Linked DNA regions of Homo sapiens: region 1 is linked to region 2. Evidence: chromatin loops called from intact Hi-C (ENCODE). Cell type or tissue: heart left ventricle. All regions are shown on one strand.

Region 1 (8,000 bases), 130 kb after region 2:
TTTTAGAAATATAATAGGTTTGAAACATTATTTATATTAGAATTTAGGTCTTTGGAAATTTTATTTTTGCAAAAGGGCATTAATATGTGAAGAGATTTAGTTATTGCTTAAGGAACACTTGAAAATCAAAGGGGGATCGCTTCACTAGGAAACTTAAATTTAATCAAAACTTTAAAACATGCCAATTAAGCCAGCTTCATTATACTCTTTTTAACAGAGACAACTACAGAAAATAAAACAGGTCCTAAGAGATAGCTTGAATTACAGAATGAGCAATTTCAACCTCTTGGTCTATTAAGGGAATTTTCTGCAAAACCATTGTCATTAGCAAAAACAGAGACCCACATAATTTAATTAGTGGACCTGTGATAGAATAAGCCTTTCATTCATATTTATTCTTTTTATATTTGATAGTACATTGTTAAACTTCTAATATGTATATGTGTATATATTCATACACACAATATTTAATTTAAGTCTAATAATTCATCAGGGATATATTATCTCTAATATGTAAGCTGAAAAATTAAGGTGTGGCCATGCTCTTGCACACACAAAACCATGGAATAAGTTGGTAACAGAAAAATATCGAGGTTTTCAATATTCTATTGCACACACATAATTATTTCAAAATACAGAATTTTCTATCTGTTCTAACTACAATCAAATTATTTCATATTACAGGAGTCAGGTTTATTCATGATTCTCTCTGCCAGATTCAACAATAGAGAATTAGTTAAGCTCTCTGCTGTGTTGACAGCCTCCAGAAACCATTTTTACCTCATCTCTCCATTAAACTACTATGAGGTCCTATGAGACAAAAAGGTGAGAGAAAAACAGTAATAATATTCATCGATTGGTGCTAAGATCAAACTCTATACCATGTCCCCATTCTCACTGATTTTGTATTCACTTAGCAAATATTTATCATGATGCTACAGTGTGCCAATCATTTTGTTGGACCTTGAACAAATGCTAAGAAGAAGTCCATGGTCTTCATGGGCATGTGATGCTTATGGCCTATAAGGGAAAACATTAATTCATTTGTTCATTCAAAAAGTATTATTGGCCATAAAAAATTAACCAGACATTCTGATAAGTGTTGAGAATCCCGTGGTGAATTGCTTCCTTAGTTTTACTATGCTTAATATCTGCAAAGCAATTAAATATCAAGTAATCATGAAAATAAATATATAATGCATATTATCTACAATAGGTTACTATGCAATAGAAGTCTAACAAAAGCTGCTGGCATGGAGAGTCTGGGAGAGATTTCACGAGAGGGTAACATGCAAGTTGAGGGCGGAAGATTAATTAGAAGTTAATTTGTTGAAAACAATCTTCCTAGCAGAGAGGAAGGTAAGCAAACACTGTGGTTCCAGAGGGAACACAATTTATTATAGAACTCAAAAAAGGCCACTGTGGCTAAAGTGGCAAGAACAAAAAAGAATAGCTTAAGATGATGTTGCTGAGAGATGCAATGAAAAGATCATTTGAAGTTTAGAAAACACATTAAAAGTTTTGGTGTCCACTCTTAAAAGCAATGGAAATTCACGGATGGTTTTGAAACAGAGAAATAGCATTATTTTATTTGAAATAGGGAACACTTTCCAATTAGCTATATAGGCATTGGGTTGAAGAGGGATTCCTGGAAAGTAAGAAGACTACTGCAACAGCCCAGTCATCCATATGAGAGATAATGCCATTTTAAAATTGATTGGTGCAATGAAGTTGGAAAAATAGATTTGAAAGAAATTCAAGAAGTAAAATTGCAGGACTCAGTGATACTTTGGGTGTGAGGGAAATGAAAGAAGATAGTTTCTGGTGTATGGCTCATAGAACTGAATAAATTATACTGGCATTCCCTGCAATAGGAAATATTGCAGAAAGTCCAGTGTTGGAAGAAGTAGAACATTAATAAAATTTTGAAAATGTTTGAGTTTGAGTTGCTTTTGAGATACCTAAGCGATGATGTCAAATGAGCAGCTGAACATCTGGACTGGAATTCAAGAGAAATAGGGGAATGTAAGTCTAGAAAACACTGGTACACAAACAGTAATCAAATCAGTGAGTGTAGATTGTCACTCAAACTCACACTAGGAAGAGTGTAGATAGTGATGGGGCATCTGGATATTTACCCAGTGGATACAAGCCACCGTGCCTGCCAAGGAGACTGAGAAGCCAGAGACATCGGGCTGAAAGCAGTGAAGGTTTGTTAGAAGAGAAGTCTAGGAAGATAAAGTTCAAAAAGCCAAGTGTCAGATGTTAGTGCTGCTGTGAGTTCAATTACGATAAGATAGAAAAAATCACAATTCAACAGTATTGGAACTAAAACAGAATTATTTTTAAAAATTCCCGAGAACACAAAAAGAAGCATAACTCTGGAGGGAGCAAAGGGCTGGACTAAAAAAAAAAAAAAATTTAAAATCTGTACTTGAGAGACAAATAAGAGTTTTCTAGGCAAAGCAGTTGGTGGGTAAAAAGGCAATATTTAGAGAAGGGCTATTATATCTTCAGAATGGGCCAAAAAAGTCTTCATTAAGCTGATGAATGCCCCAGAATTTTATTTCTCGGGAATCCTAGTCATTTTCATTTAACCTGCTTCCATATCTTAGCAGGGCAAATAAGACATCCTTACCTGCAACCAATCTTCTATCATTGTCCATAAAACCCACAAAATGTGTAAATCAGAAAATAAAGAGGGAGAGAGAAATATAATATTCACTCAAAAAGAAAAATCATATAAACTCTCAGACTTAGGAAATATAAGTTAATGGTTCCTGATTAAATAACAGACTGAATTTAAAAAGTCAAGAACATTAAGATAAAAGTTACATCAGGAAGGTCAAAATAGAAGGTAGGAAAATTAAATAGACATATTAACATGTGGGAAGATAAAGGATAACTTTTCACCTCTACCACTGTCATCAACAGGTTTTGAGTTAGATGACCATGGCCATCTTTTAAGTAACGAGAAACAAAATATCTTCTAAAGAACACAAATGCTGAATTCCAATTTGTAAAGATAAGATTGCAATTTCACATATGATACACTAAACTGAGAATACACAATAGAAAATGAATATTTTATATTAGAATAGTTGATTTAAATCCACATGGTACAATTATGCTTAATGACTAAAATATTACAATAACAGAAGTTATTTTGTTCACTAGTCGAATCAGAAATAATCTTGTATCCAGCACCTGTAATTTAACAAGAAGTCCTCACAGTGCTCCTCCTTTATTCCATGTTTCAACATTTTCATAACAATTATCAGTTATTTAATATTTTGTGGAATTTTAGATTTTCAAGTTTTTTAAGGAAAAAGTTAATTTCTTTATACACCTTTTCTTTATTTATCTGACACTGGTTAAGAGTGCATTAAATCATAAGTATATGAATAATATTAAGTTGCCTATTGTCTTAACATGCCCTTTCAGGAACAATGTGGGAATAAATTTTAGTCTGAAATTGCTGTTATTTACACTTTCTTTCAAGTTTGTTGAAGCACAAATACATTTGGGATAATTAATGTTCTGATGGATTATTTCATCCTACTATGTCTTCTTAACCTTCTACCGGTTTCATTCCTTTTTCTGCCTCACATTGTGACAAATTTGTAGTCTTTGTTACACAGTACAAGGAGCACTGAGAATAAGGGCGGTATCCTTGAAGGAATACCTATGAATACAAATTGTATTACGTAATGCATCCCTTTCCAGGAAAACACAGAGAAGGAATTCTTTTCTTTAGGCGACCAGCAAATGGTCACAGGCAGGGATTTTGCAGGGTCTGATCTGTAGAGGCGGGTCGATACATTCACCGAAGAGAGATAACGGGAAACCGTTTAAGGGGTGCGGCCTAACACGACAGAACTGCTGCGGGAAGGGTCCTGGGGTGAGGAGGTGACATAAAGGGAGGAGGGCACCAAGAGGTTGCAGGGAGAGAGGCTGGCTGTCAGTGTGCGCATGAGGGTGGGGACACCCTGGGCCGCGAGGTGGTACCTGCGCGGGGTCGAGCGCCCCTGCCACTGAATCCCCGATCCAGAGATGCTCCCGGAGAAGCTGCTGGTAGCTGAGGCAGTGCTTCACCGCGGATGGCACATTCCCCATGGCGGAGCCTGGGGCGGCAGTCGGCGAGGGGAGGGAGACTGGAGGAGGATGAGGGGCGGGCACCGCGCTGGGAAACTGCGCCAGCTCGGGAGCGCGCCCCTCCGGTGCACTGGCTGTGAGGACCAGAGCTGTTCTGCGCACTGCGGCGGCGCCGAGAGGGCGGGGAGTGGGGCGTGGCAGGTGGCCGCGCCTGGGGCAGCGGGTGCACGGGGCACCTGCGGGAATCGACAGAAATGCCGAGCACCTGAACAGGAGAGAAAGGAGCTGAGCCAGAGGATGTCCAGGGGTGTCTCATTTTCCGCACTACACTGAGCGCCCAGGGCTGACTGTATCTTAACGTGCCCACCTACTTCTCACCTGGCATAGATCAGGTGTAGAAGAAAAGGGGTCTAAAATAAAAGGAAGGGGCGTGAGTGTTTATGTTGATGAGTTCGTTCATTCCCAGCTGCAGCCTTGGGTGCTCAAGTGTAGATTTGCCTACCGTTGAGCTCACGGAGTTTATGCTTTATAACAATAAGCTCTATTTAAAAATGTTTTTGAGGCAATCAGCAAGGTTAAAACATATCCAACAGTCTAATGAAAAGGAAAAGATAGTCTTAAATTAGGTTACATGTCAGAGGTACTCTCAGAGGTACGTTCCTAAATGAGAGGTAAGCTGTAAGTTGGTGCTGCGGTTAAGCGCTGAAATGGAACTGCGTGTTTAAAAGTCTCATGGCACAAAATTATTAAAGCCCTAAGGACTAGATTTATCCAAACGGAAAATTCTATACAAGTTCTTAGGATATTAGAATTGGAGACATTTTTAGTGGAAGAGAGGGTTTGAAAAAATAGCCTTCGAGCAGACCACCGGCCTACCTTCCCCCCCTCACTTTCACATGTAAACTTACGTGTATTGTCACACCCTAATAATCTTCGCAGTGGGTTCAGTGGTTTGCAGCTAAAATGACATAGTCATCAAGAATAGTCTCGTGCAGGATACCTAGGGTCTTCCGGAGACCCAGCCAGGGTGTCCATGGCCAGGAATACGCATCAGCCCTGGTGGCTGATGGAGCAAATGTAAACCAGGAGCCAACCGATGCACACCGTAGTATAAACACACAGAAGAAATTTACCATTCAAAGTCAAACCATCCTTACCACTTGTGTGTTGCATGGGTGGGGGTTTGGGGGGTGGGCAGTGAGACTTCCACAGGTAATAAAAATAAATGGGTTAAGGGAGGAAAAAGACAAAGAGTGGAAGAGAAATCGTGTAGATCCTTCGGTAAAACTGCACTAGAAAGGGCAAAGAGGATGAGGAGGTCATAGTCTTCTTCTCACAGTTAACCAAGGATTTTTTTTTTCTTTTTTCTTTCTTTTTTTTTTTTTTTTTTTTTTTTTTTGAGACGGAGTCTCGCTCTGTCGCCCAGGCTGGAGTGCAGTGGCGCGATGTCGGCTCACTGAAAGCTTCTCCCCCCAGGTTCACGCCATTCTCCTGCCTCGGCCTCCCCAGCTGCTGGGACTACAGGCGCCGGCCGCCACGCCAGGCTAATTTTTTGTATTTTTAGTAGAGACGGGGTTTCACCGCGTTAGCCAGGATGGTCTCGATCTCCTGACCTCGTGGTCTGACCTCCTCGGCCTCCCAAAGTGCTGGGATTACAGGGGTCAGCCACCGCGCCCAGCCGGATGTTTAACCTGGAGAACATTCCCTGAACTGCTAAAGTGAAGTTATCCAATTCCTGGATGCGCTTAAAACTCTGTAAAGCACCAAAACTCCGGTTGTTATTTACCTAAGCATGACTATCATATAGGTGTACATTCATAGAGCTAAATCTATTAGCTGTACCAGCAGAGCTCAGCTGTTAGTTATTGTTCCACTGCAAGTGAAATGGACGGTACTGGTTATATCTATGCTTACTATCATTTTTCTCTCTATATTTAAATTCTGCAACAGGGAACATGATATTTAAAAATAATTTTAAAAGATCCAACTTCAACAACAATAATTTAACAAGGCAACCTTCATAATGGAGTCAACAATCATTCTAAACCTCAAAAAGGATTGGCAATTAAAATTGAAGTCTAAACTTTTGGAGAATAAGACCTCTAAGATAAGTCAGATATGATATGATCTTCTGCTACTAAGAACAAGAACATTTAGGGAAAAAAAAATTATTGCTTAATCGTTTTCTAAATTAAAAGGGTCTGAAGAAAATTTCATATACCAATTAGTTGACCATAGTGATACGTGTTTTTTTACAGAAAAGTCTTATAAATATAAAAGTATTTGTTTTTTATTTTAATTCATATCATATGGAAAATGCTATGATCTCAAATTTTTAAACAAAATTTGTACAAATGCCAAAATCTTAAAGACCAAATATCTTAAGAATGTTTAATCTAATGAATAAACAGGAGTTAAAATAGATGTGATTTTACTGGTAAGTAAAGTTTGGTGTTAATTTATGAATGCTTAAAATTTATACATTTGAAAAGCATATGTTTTTGTACTTAGTATTAATGTACATCTTTCTGTTCTGATTACTCAAATAAAACATTTTCAATATGTACCCCTGTTCTAAAAAGCTCTAGATAAAATGAGAATAAAAAGAAGTTTGTGGAAGGTTCTATAGTTCTCTCTTGCAATATAACAGGTTAGAAGCTTGGGCTCCATTAGAAAAATAAAGAAACCAGTTGTTAAAAACTACGAAGTGAGTAAGTGCCATATCCTGCATCTGCACTCTATACTATGCTTGCTGCATCATATGACTAAGCCATTTTTATTTCATTGCATTTTACTCACTCAAGCAGAAGAAGATACGAACATTCACCTCAAATTAAAGTAAATTTTCTGTTTTCTCTAGTGACTTTATTAATGATTTTACTATGTACAAAAGCATTCAATTCAACCTGTCTCTCCTGAATTATTCTTGACTTCCTTCTCTCCTTAATCCCACCAATCTGTCAACAAGTGATTTGAGTTAAATATCTTGGACTCATCCCTTGCTCTTTTTCTTTTGCTAAGAACTTCTCTCTGCTCCACTTCCTATCTGTTTGACAAGCAACACCATAATGCAGTGGGGAAGGGCCTAAGAGTTGGTTCTAGATTATCTATGATGGGAGCCAGGTTCTAACAGGGACTGAGTGACCCTGGACAACTTTGTTAGCATCTGTATCCACATGTGTAAAAGGGTGACAATAACAGTTCTTACTTGTTGCCAAAATTAAATGACAGAATATATAAAGTGTTCAACATTTGGTCTCTGGCATGTTGTAGGCAGCCAGCAAATGTTAGCTATTATTATTATTAATACAGTAGTCTGGCTTCCTGGGTGATTTTGCACTCAACAATTCATACTGTATAGTCTGAGAGATTTTGAAAATATATATCTGATAAACATTTCTGAACTTAAAATTCTTAGAGGTGTCCCATAACCTCTGGGGGTGGGGGTAAGTCATATTTCTTAAAAATGGTTCAATTAATATTTCATGAAGAGACTCTTAGCAGTCTTTGCAGTCTCAACTCCTACCCATTTTCTAAACTTATCCATAACTTCAGCAATATCAAATTATACATGTTTCCCCAAGTTTTAGGATTATTTCATGTCCTATCACTCTAATTATGTTTCTTATTACAGCAATTTTGAGAAATTCAGAAGATACATAAAGATATCAATGAAGACACCTAGTGTTCTAATTCTAGAAACATTTTAATACATTTTATTTCAGAGAGAAAAAATTAATATTTCTTGTATATACTTTTTGTTTTTCCCATTTTATTTTATTTAAATTATTTGAAACCATGATGCTATTGGCTGTACGATACCTGTATATATGTATACATATATGTATGTACACATACACACATATAATCAAAATCATTTCTTATAATAAGTTTCTAAAGTATAG
Region 2 (8,000 bases):
TTTTGGCTGTTATTGAGAAGTAGCTTATGACTATCTAATGAGAAGCAACTGTTATTAGTGCTCAGGGAACCAATGTTTTCTAAATTATATACATATTTATATATTCATATATAACATATATAACATGTATATTTATAACATATTTATTTAAATATTTATAACATACATAATATATAAATATATTTTTATATAACATATATAAATACATTTATATAATTATAACTCTAAGGACTGAGATGTCCTTGGCTTCTCATTTTCTCTAAGTTCACAATTAAAGCTATTAACTCAATGGCCCAGGATACCATAAACCTGGTGAATTCAGTTATGTGTGCTCCGTCTACTTGAGCTCTCTGCATATGTGCTTGGACCTAAGGCCAGAGAGAAATGAATAAAATGTTAGTGGCAACTTTTTCTGGAGGAGAGCAAATTGCCTGTAGATATGTCATAAACATATCATGTCTGTATTCTAATCTTAGGTGAGCTCTGGGGAGTATTGATTCTGTATGATGTTCTAATGGTCTGATGTTGCTGATATGCTAACTAAAAGTACCATCACAACTTTTTCTTGTTGCTGTATGGTCTTATAACCCAAATAAAATGAATACATACAACAATAAAGGGAGTAAAAAATCATCTTGCAAAATTTCTAATCTATATATTCATGTTTTCAAAATATTTTATGAAACCTAAAATTTTAGTTATTGAGGTTACTAAAGTCCCAAAAAACAATTAGATCTGGATTATTATTTTTGAAGTCATCTACATTTTTTATCCCCTAAGATCAGTATTTTATTTAATAATCTATAGTAATGTTAGATTTAATTTAAAATAAAATTTCTGAAAGTGAAAATTATTCATTTTAACATGAATATTCATATAGAATAAAATATCAAAATATGCTTATTTTCCAATATTTTTATTCTCAACTTGTTTCTCATAGCTACTATTCACTCTACCAAAGGACTGAAATTACCCATACATGAAGTATTACTCGTAGTTCAGTGGCCACGCTTATTTCCAATAAGCCCAGATGTTTGCTTCTCAACCAAGACTCTAAATAGATACTATATGAGCTACTGTACCACCTGAGAGAGAACCCTACTTGCCATTGATGTGTATTGTGAACATAATATACGTGATAGGTAAGCCATAGATAATGAACAGTTAGCCTACATGAATAATGTCAATGTTTTAGTAAACAGGAGTATATATAAAAATTGGTAAGTAAATAATAGGATTATATATAGATGCAAAGAGAGAGAGCTATGTTGAGGAATGACTAAGCTAATGTGATTATTAATCAAAATAATTAGACTTCTCATCTTTAAAACTAGTATTCCTAAATGCTTCACTCCTCCTTGCCTTCAAAAGGAGATAGATTATATTTCTACCTTCACTGGACATATTCAAATTGAGATAGAAATGGGAGTGTGTACACTGAAGGAAGTAAGGAAAAAAAAAGCAAGAAAATTTTCAATTTCTTTAAGACTAAAAATAATAAATACTATTAGCAAACATTTGCTGAATTGCTTACTTTTTCACAAGGATTGTACCATGTGCTTCACATATGATAAAGCTCCACAAAGTCAACCTGAAGTGGTTAGTAACACATGCCCATTTTACTCATGAGTAAACTGAGGTTCATGAAGGGCAAGTGATATGTCCTGCTTCATATGGTTAGTATGAGGCAAGGTAAGAATGCAAATCCAGGTTTAACAACTGTGTGCTACTGCACAATATTAATAGTTAACAAAATACTGACGATATGCCGGACATATTACTAAACACTTTACATGCATTGATTCATTGAATCCATATAACAACTCCAGGAGGCAGGGTGTGAATTAGAAGAAGAACATCGACAAATCAAAAGGCTTCCTTTTCTTATGAGACTTTCTGAAAAGTTTCCACACAAGTTAGCAACATTAGCAAACAACTTCAGAAAGTAAATATTTGTTGTCCTAGTGATTGTATTTCTAGGAAGCTAGCCCAAGAAGACAGCCAGAAATATTCAGATAGATTGATGTTCAAGGATGAATATTTTTTGTAATGTTACTCAATATTAACAGTGAAAATAAGTTCATAGGTTAAATGTTGAAAAATAGAGACAGAGTTGATAAATTACATAAGATTGGCTATCATGAAATAGTAAAATATTTCTGTATAATACAATATTATATATACAAAAATATAAATATATAAATATATAAACAGTACTATATATACAAAAATACATAATATGAAAAAATGAATAGGAGAAAATGGAAGATAAAAGAAAAGGATACTAACTATAGTTCCATTTATTTGTGCTTCTAGATTTTTTTCCAATCCTCTATAATAAATATATACCACTCATATATTTAGGACAAATGAACTTTATTAATAAAGGTCTATCTACTTTTTTTCATAGTCATTTCCTTCTTTTGCCAGTATCATACCCCCAGAAGTATTCTGGTCTATCTCAGGCTCACATGGCTTGAATTCCATTCAAATTCTGTAGATGATTCTTCTCAGAATCATCTGCTTTTGCCTGTTGTTGATTGGATAATGCTCCTATCACTTTACTTCTACAGCCATCCACATTCTCTAACATCTTGGCATAAAATAATTAGACCAGTGCTCCTGAAACTGTAATGAACATATGGTTTCACTTAATAGGTCTGAGGTGGTACCTGGGATGCTGCATTATTTACAATCCTGAATTATGCCAATACTACTGGCCCCCAGAACACACTTGAGTGGCAAGAGACAACAGATCTTCCTGGAAACATCTCAGATGTTAACATATCCAGCTTCAGTCACAGTGGCTCCCTCATGCCTTGTTCAGTATTTCTCAGAATGATATCATCTAAGTTTTGGAATCACCTGATGTCCTATTTAAAAATGCAAAAAGGTAGCACCTAAAAAGGAAACTGAATTTTTCTTGTAAAGTATATTTATTGTTTCAAACTCCAAGATGGTTTTTATGGATAAAAACATTGTGAAAATTTCTAACCTTGTGGCTGAACTGTTTATCTGTGGCAGATAGAGCTAGTTTATTACCAAAAATCTGTTTCTTCTTCCAGGACCCTCAGCTAGCTGATATTACCAAGCTGCCCTGTACTTAGGTATGGATATGTGACTACAGTCTAGCCAATGGCATGCAAGCAAAGTGAAACAGGCCATTTCTAAAACCAGTCTTCTTAGAGACTACAAGCATTCTTCTTCTTTAATAGCCAAACGCAGATGACATTGAGGCCTTAGGGAGTGGTGAGCCACAAGGTGGAAGCAGCCTGAGTTCCTCAATGACCACTTGGAGGAGACAACACACTCATTTACCAGGAACATGTGTGGTGGGCTGTTAAATCAGTGAGAAACAAACATCTATGTGTTGGAGTCATTATTCATTTCGAAGTGTGTTTTTATATCAGCATAGCCAATTGGAACGGATATACCAATTGATAAAAGGTTAGATTAAAATCTGCCACTTTGCTGGCTGCTTTCTATTTGTTCCACACTTTTAATTTTTTTCCTCTTTTCTGCCTTCTCTTCTGCTAATTGAACGTTTTACGATTTTATTGGATCTCTTCTGTTGACTTAGTATTTAGATTTCTTTAAATTGTTTAGTAGTTGTCATCTCATTTACAATACACATCTTTAATTAACCATAATCTATCTTCAAATAACCAGTCACACACAGGGAAGGAGCTGCTAACAGTATATTCTCAATTCCTTCCATGCAGCCTTTGTGCTCGTGTTTCCCTGTTACTTTTACATAAATAAACTGATAATATATTGCTACTATTTTTTTTTTACTTTAGTTAGTCAGTTATCTCTTAGAGCAATTAAAAATAAGGAAAAAATGATCTCATCTTGACTTATTCCATTTCTGAGTTCCCTGAAGGAACTTGGCTAGAATAAAAATGGCAGAGGTTCAAATCCTGGGTTTTGGTGAACACTCACTTTTTGGAGGTGGGAGAAAGAAGATGAGTTAATGAAAGAGACAAGGAGTTCAGGAGGAAGTTCAATGTCACAAGCCAGGGTAGAAAACGTTTCTCCAAATACATACCACAGTGATGAGTGCAACAGATGGTTAAGGAAAATGACAGCTGAGAAAATCCACTGGATTTATGCCATTGACAAATTTTGAAGTTGATCATTTCAGCAGAATGGGAGGACAGGATAGAGCTGGCAGAAGATTTCAAAACAAACGAAGAGCATACAGCCTACTGCTTAAGAAGTCAGTTTCAGAAGACAGACTTCCATTTGAACCTGTTGTGCCATTTTAACTGTGTGATTTTGATAATGTTTGTTCAACCTCTGTTCCCTCAACTGTAAAATGAGTATAATAGTACCAATTAACAGGCTTGTTGAGGATTCTATGAGATCTTTCATGGAATGTGCTTATCACATAGGTTGGCACATAGCAAAATGCTGGATTTTAAAAGTATATAACAAAGATGTGGAGGCAGACAGAGGACATGTGATAAAAGGAAGAAGAGAGTTGAGGAAGAAGTTGAGGGGGGTATGTGAACAGAGAGATATCTAGGTTATGTGAGAAATATAAGTAGAAAACCATAAAAGACAGAGCTAATTAAATGGAAGTAAGGGATGATGCCATGAATAGAGGAGAAAATTAACAAAGAAAAAATCTTATAGATTAGGATAAGTTTTGGGACCAGGGCAGAAACAAGGAGGTGAGCCAGGAAATAAATAGAAAAAACTGTCCTTTGAGTTAGGGTGTAAGGAGAGACAATACATATATCCCTTAACAGAGATATGTTAAAGGAACAAGGGCCCTGAAGCTTTTGTAGAAAACAAATAACCAATCTCAAAAACACAGTAATTGAGTTCATTGGCTGAGAGTCATACAAAGAGTTCATCTCATTTCTAGCTCCCTAACACTTGCTTCTTTTGGACTCAGCCAGGCCCTGCTCTCACAATAGTCTTCAGTGTGTGCACAAAGAGAAGGGGATGGAGCTAATGGTTATGGGGAAGAGAAGTAGGAAGAGAATGAGAGAGACCACAAACAATATTGTTCTGACAATATCTATTCAGGTGGAGGTCCCCATGTATTTTTCATACTAATCTGCAAATCACAGACTTTTACAACTAGATAATTTAGCCAAAATCCCTTATATGTTTAATGATTGATTGATTTAAAATGAATTAGGCCCCATAGTTCTTAACAAAGAACTTTTGGAGGTTATCAAAAGTTACATAGGGCTGGGCGCGGTGGCTCACACCTGTAATCCCAGCACTTTGGGAGACTGAGGCGGGTGGATCACCTGAGGTCAGGAGTTCAAGACCAGCCTGGCCAACATGGCAAAACCCCGTCTCCACTAAAAATACAAAAATTAGCCGGGCACGGTGGTGTATGCTGAGATCGCGCCATTGCACTCCTGCCTGGGCAACAGAGTGAGATTCCATCTCCAAAAAAACAAAAACAAAAACAAAAACAAAAACAAAAAAAGTCACTTAGGTGGTCAGTTATAGGCAGTTATAGTGATGTATATAGAACTTAGAACTTAGGCCTTTCTGTTCCTGGAATTTCACTAGGAGGTAGGAGGTAAATAACTTCCAGTTCCAAGGTAGATGTTAGTGGGAGACATACCTAATGTTGTGAAAATACAACTAAATGTTAATAAGTTTTTTTAAGTGTATTAAAAGACAAAAGAATTGAAAACAGTGGTTCTGACAAAGAATGAGCAATGTTATAAATATTAATAAGCTAGTGATGGCTTGTGAGAATGTACAGACCAGATTTTTGAAAATAGCAAAAGCAGCAGGCAGTATATATTAGCTTCATGATGTCTGGAATTTCACTTTATCTCATTCCATTATACCTTCAGCATATGGCATAATACCTAGAACATAATAAGTTATTATTCAAATATTCTTGAAGGCATAATTGAACAAATAATGAGTATGGCACAATACTGTATGTAATATCAAGATCAAGGTGCATATAGGCCTATATATTATAAAAACTGAAGACACAGCACTGCATGTTTGAGGACACAAAAATAAAGGAACATTTGAGTGGATCACTACCTATCTTGTTTTCTCCTTAAACCTTCTCCTCTTGGAAGTGCCTCTCATAAAGAAGGGTTTCTGGAAACTGCTCAATGACTCTTTTATTAATCTTGGCTGCAGCTGATTGGACTTAAATTTGGTCAATCACAGTCTTCTCACCCAGACTTAGAACAGACAAAGACAGAATCCGTCTTTATAAGAGGTGAGATGTACAGCAAATGAACTGTGGACCAGTAACTTTTTCCATGAATAACGGAGAGCAGAGAAATTCAATCTCTAGTAAAATGAGAAGTGAAGCATAGGTGAATCAGAGAAACATGGCCTGAATTTCTGACAGATTTTCAGTCCTTCCTGAGGTCCAGCTTCATTCCCTTACCAGCTTTGTTTTTGGAAGTGGGTACTATTATTATCATCCTCATTTTTTAATTGAGGAAACTGAGGCATAGAATGTTTAATATGATCATATATAATGTTACATGTTTGGCAAAAGGTAAAGCTGAGATTCAGAATCAGGTAAAAAAAGACTTCTTTCTAAATCTCTGTTCTTGACTTGTGTGCATAATTTCTCCAAGAAGTTTCCTGAGACACCCCTGTGTCTTCATAATAAATTTTCCTTTTTTGTTTACGGTAGCCTGAGTTGGCTACTGTTGCTGGGAAACAAAGACTAGTAACTAGCATCATTAAGTTAATGACTTGGCAGAGAAGATATTCATTAATACAAAGAACTTTAATACAAAGTAGAATGTCATAGCTATTATGAGAATTATAAACAAAGCTATTCAGAAACACCAGTGAGATGGTTTGTATATTTTGTGGTGGAGCAAGGAAGGGGTGGAGGAGAGGAGGGATAGTGAAAATGTTGTTATAGTTTGCCTCTGAATTGGGCTTTGAAGGATATTGACAAGGGTGGGGAGAGGATGTGGGAAGAGGTATTCTACAGAGAAGAAGCAATGTGGAAAATCATACATACGATGAACATGCCAAGCATGTACTAAGAAGTTTGTTGTTGTTGTTGTTGTTTGTTGTTGGTTTTGTTTTGTTTTTGAGACGGAATCTCGCTCTGTCGCCCAGGCTGGAGCGCAGTGGTGCAATCTCGGCTCACTGCAAGCTCCACCTCCCAGGTTCACGCCATTCTCCTGCCTCAGCCTTACCAGCAGCTGGGACTACAGGCGCCCGCCACCACGTCTGGCTAATTTTTTTGTATTTTTAGTAGAGACGGGGTTTCACCGCGTTAGCCAGGATGGTCTCGATCTCCTGACCTCGGCCTCCCAAAGTGCTGGGATTACAGGCGTGAGCCACCGCGCCTGGCCAGAAGATTTTAATGAGATGTTTATTGTAGGGGCTTTTGGGATATGGATGGAGCATAGCTCCTGATCATGGGAAGCCCTGTGCCTTGCTATAGGATATGAGCTTTATTCTCTATGAAATGAAGGTCTATCTAAGGTTTATGAATAATCATGCCATCATCAGCACTTTTATTTTCTAATTTTGCTAGCAAGGGAGCAATAATTGAGATGGATAGAGGCTGAGAAATATGTAAGTAGAAACATTTGTTAGAAAATTAGTGCAATACATCCAATCATTAGTGATGACTATTTAAAATGAAGCATAAGGAAAAAGATTGTTGTTAAGGAATAAATTTGAGATAAATTTACTAGGTAAAATACTGTCTAAATGAATGAGGAATGACTGAAGAAAGAAATACCATTAACAAAGCACTGAGATCTCTCGCTTAACAACAACTTAATAGAGGGTGGTCCATTAACTGGAGTGGGATATAGAATCATCTTTAGTGAAAGGTGAAAGTTGCTTTCTTGAAAATCATTATAGACATAGAAAACTGGCTATTTACCACGTTTCCTGAAGCATTCCTAATTATTCAAAACTAATTTAAATTCACATTTATCTTTCATTAAATAACTTTTTTTCCACTTCCCCATTTGCAGTTGGAGTGATTTCATGTCTTTGGTAATGTTTATATTTAT

The links. Hi-C counts contacts between places; a loop is a spot of excess contacts. Peaks named below come from ENCODE experiments on the same cell type or tissue, not always from the same donor. Only the 100,000 strongest peaks of a DNase experiment are listed, where the experiment ranks them.
Region 1: a loop joins it to region 2, with 2.2 times the contacts of the local background. A loop is called at or near these places in 3 of 110 quality-filtered maps.

What each region holds. Positions count from the first base shown.
Region 1 is chr6:55,574,940-55,582,939 of GRCh38, forward strand. It overlaps HMGCLL1 (3-hydroxy-3-methylglutaryl-CoA lyase like 1), which reads right to left and starts at 4,253. Exons shown (of 9, transcript NM_001042406.2): 1 at 4,009-4,253. The coding sequence starts at 4,116. In heart left ventricle, no CTCF peak of the experiment used is centred here; a DNase peak (open chromatin) is centred at 4,202; H3K4me3 peaks cover 2,725 bases; H3K27ac peaks cover 2,183 bases; H3K27me3 peaks cover 684 bases.
Region 2 is chr6:55,446,138-55,454,137 of GRCh38, forward strand. The region is part of intron 7 of HMGCLL1 (3-hydroxy-3-methylglutaryl-CoA lyase like 1); the gene reads right to left. Among named protein-coding and RNA genes, the nearest start is that of GFRAL, 120 kb to the left of the region's middle. In heart left ventricle, a CTCF peak has its summit at 3,284 (motif pointing right); no DNase peak of the experiment used is centred here; H3K27ac peaks cover 1,763 bases.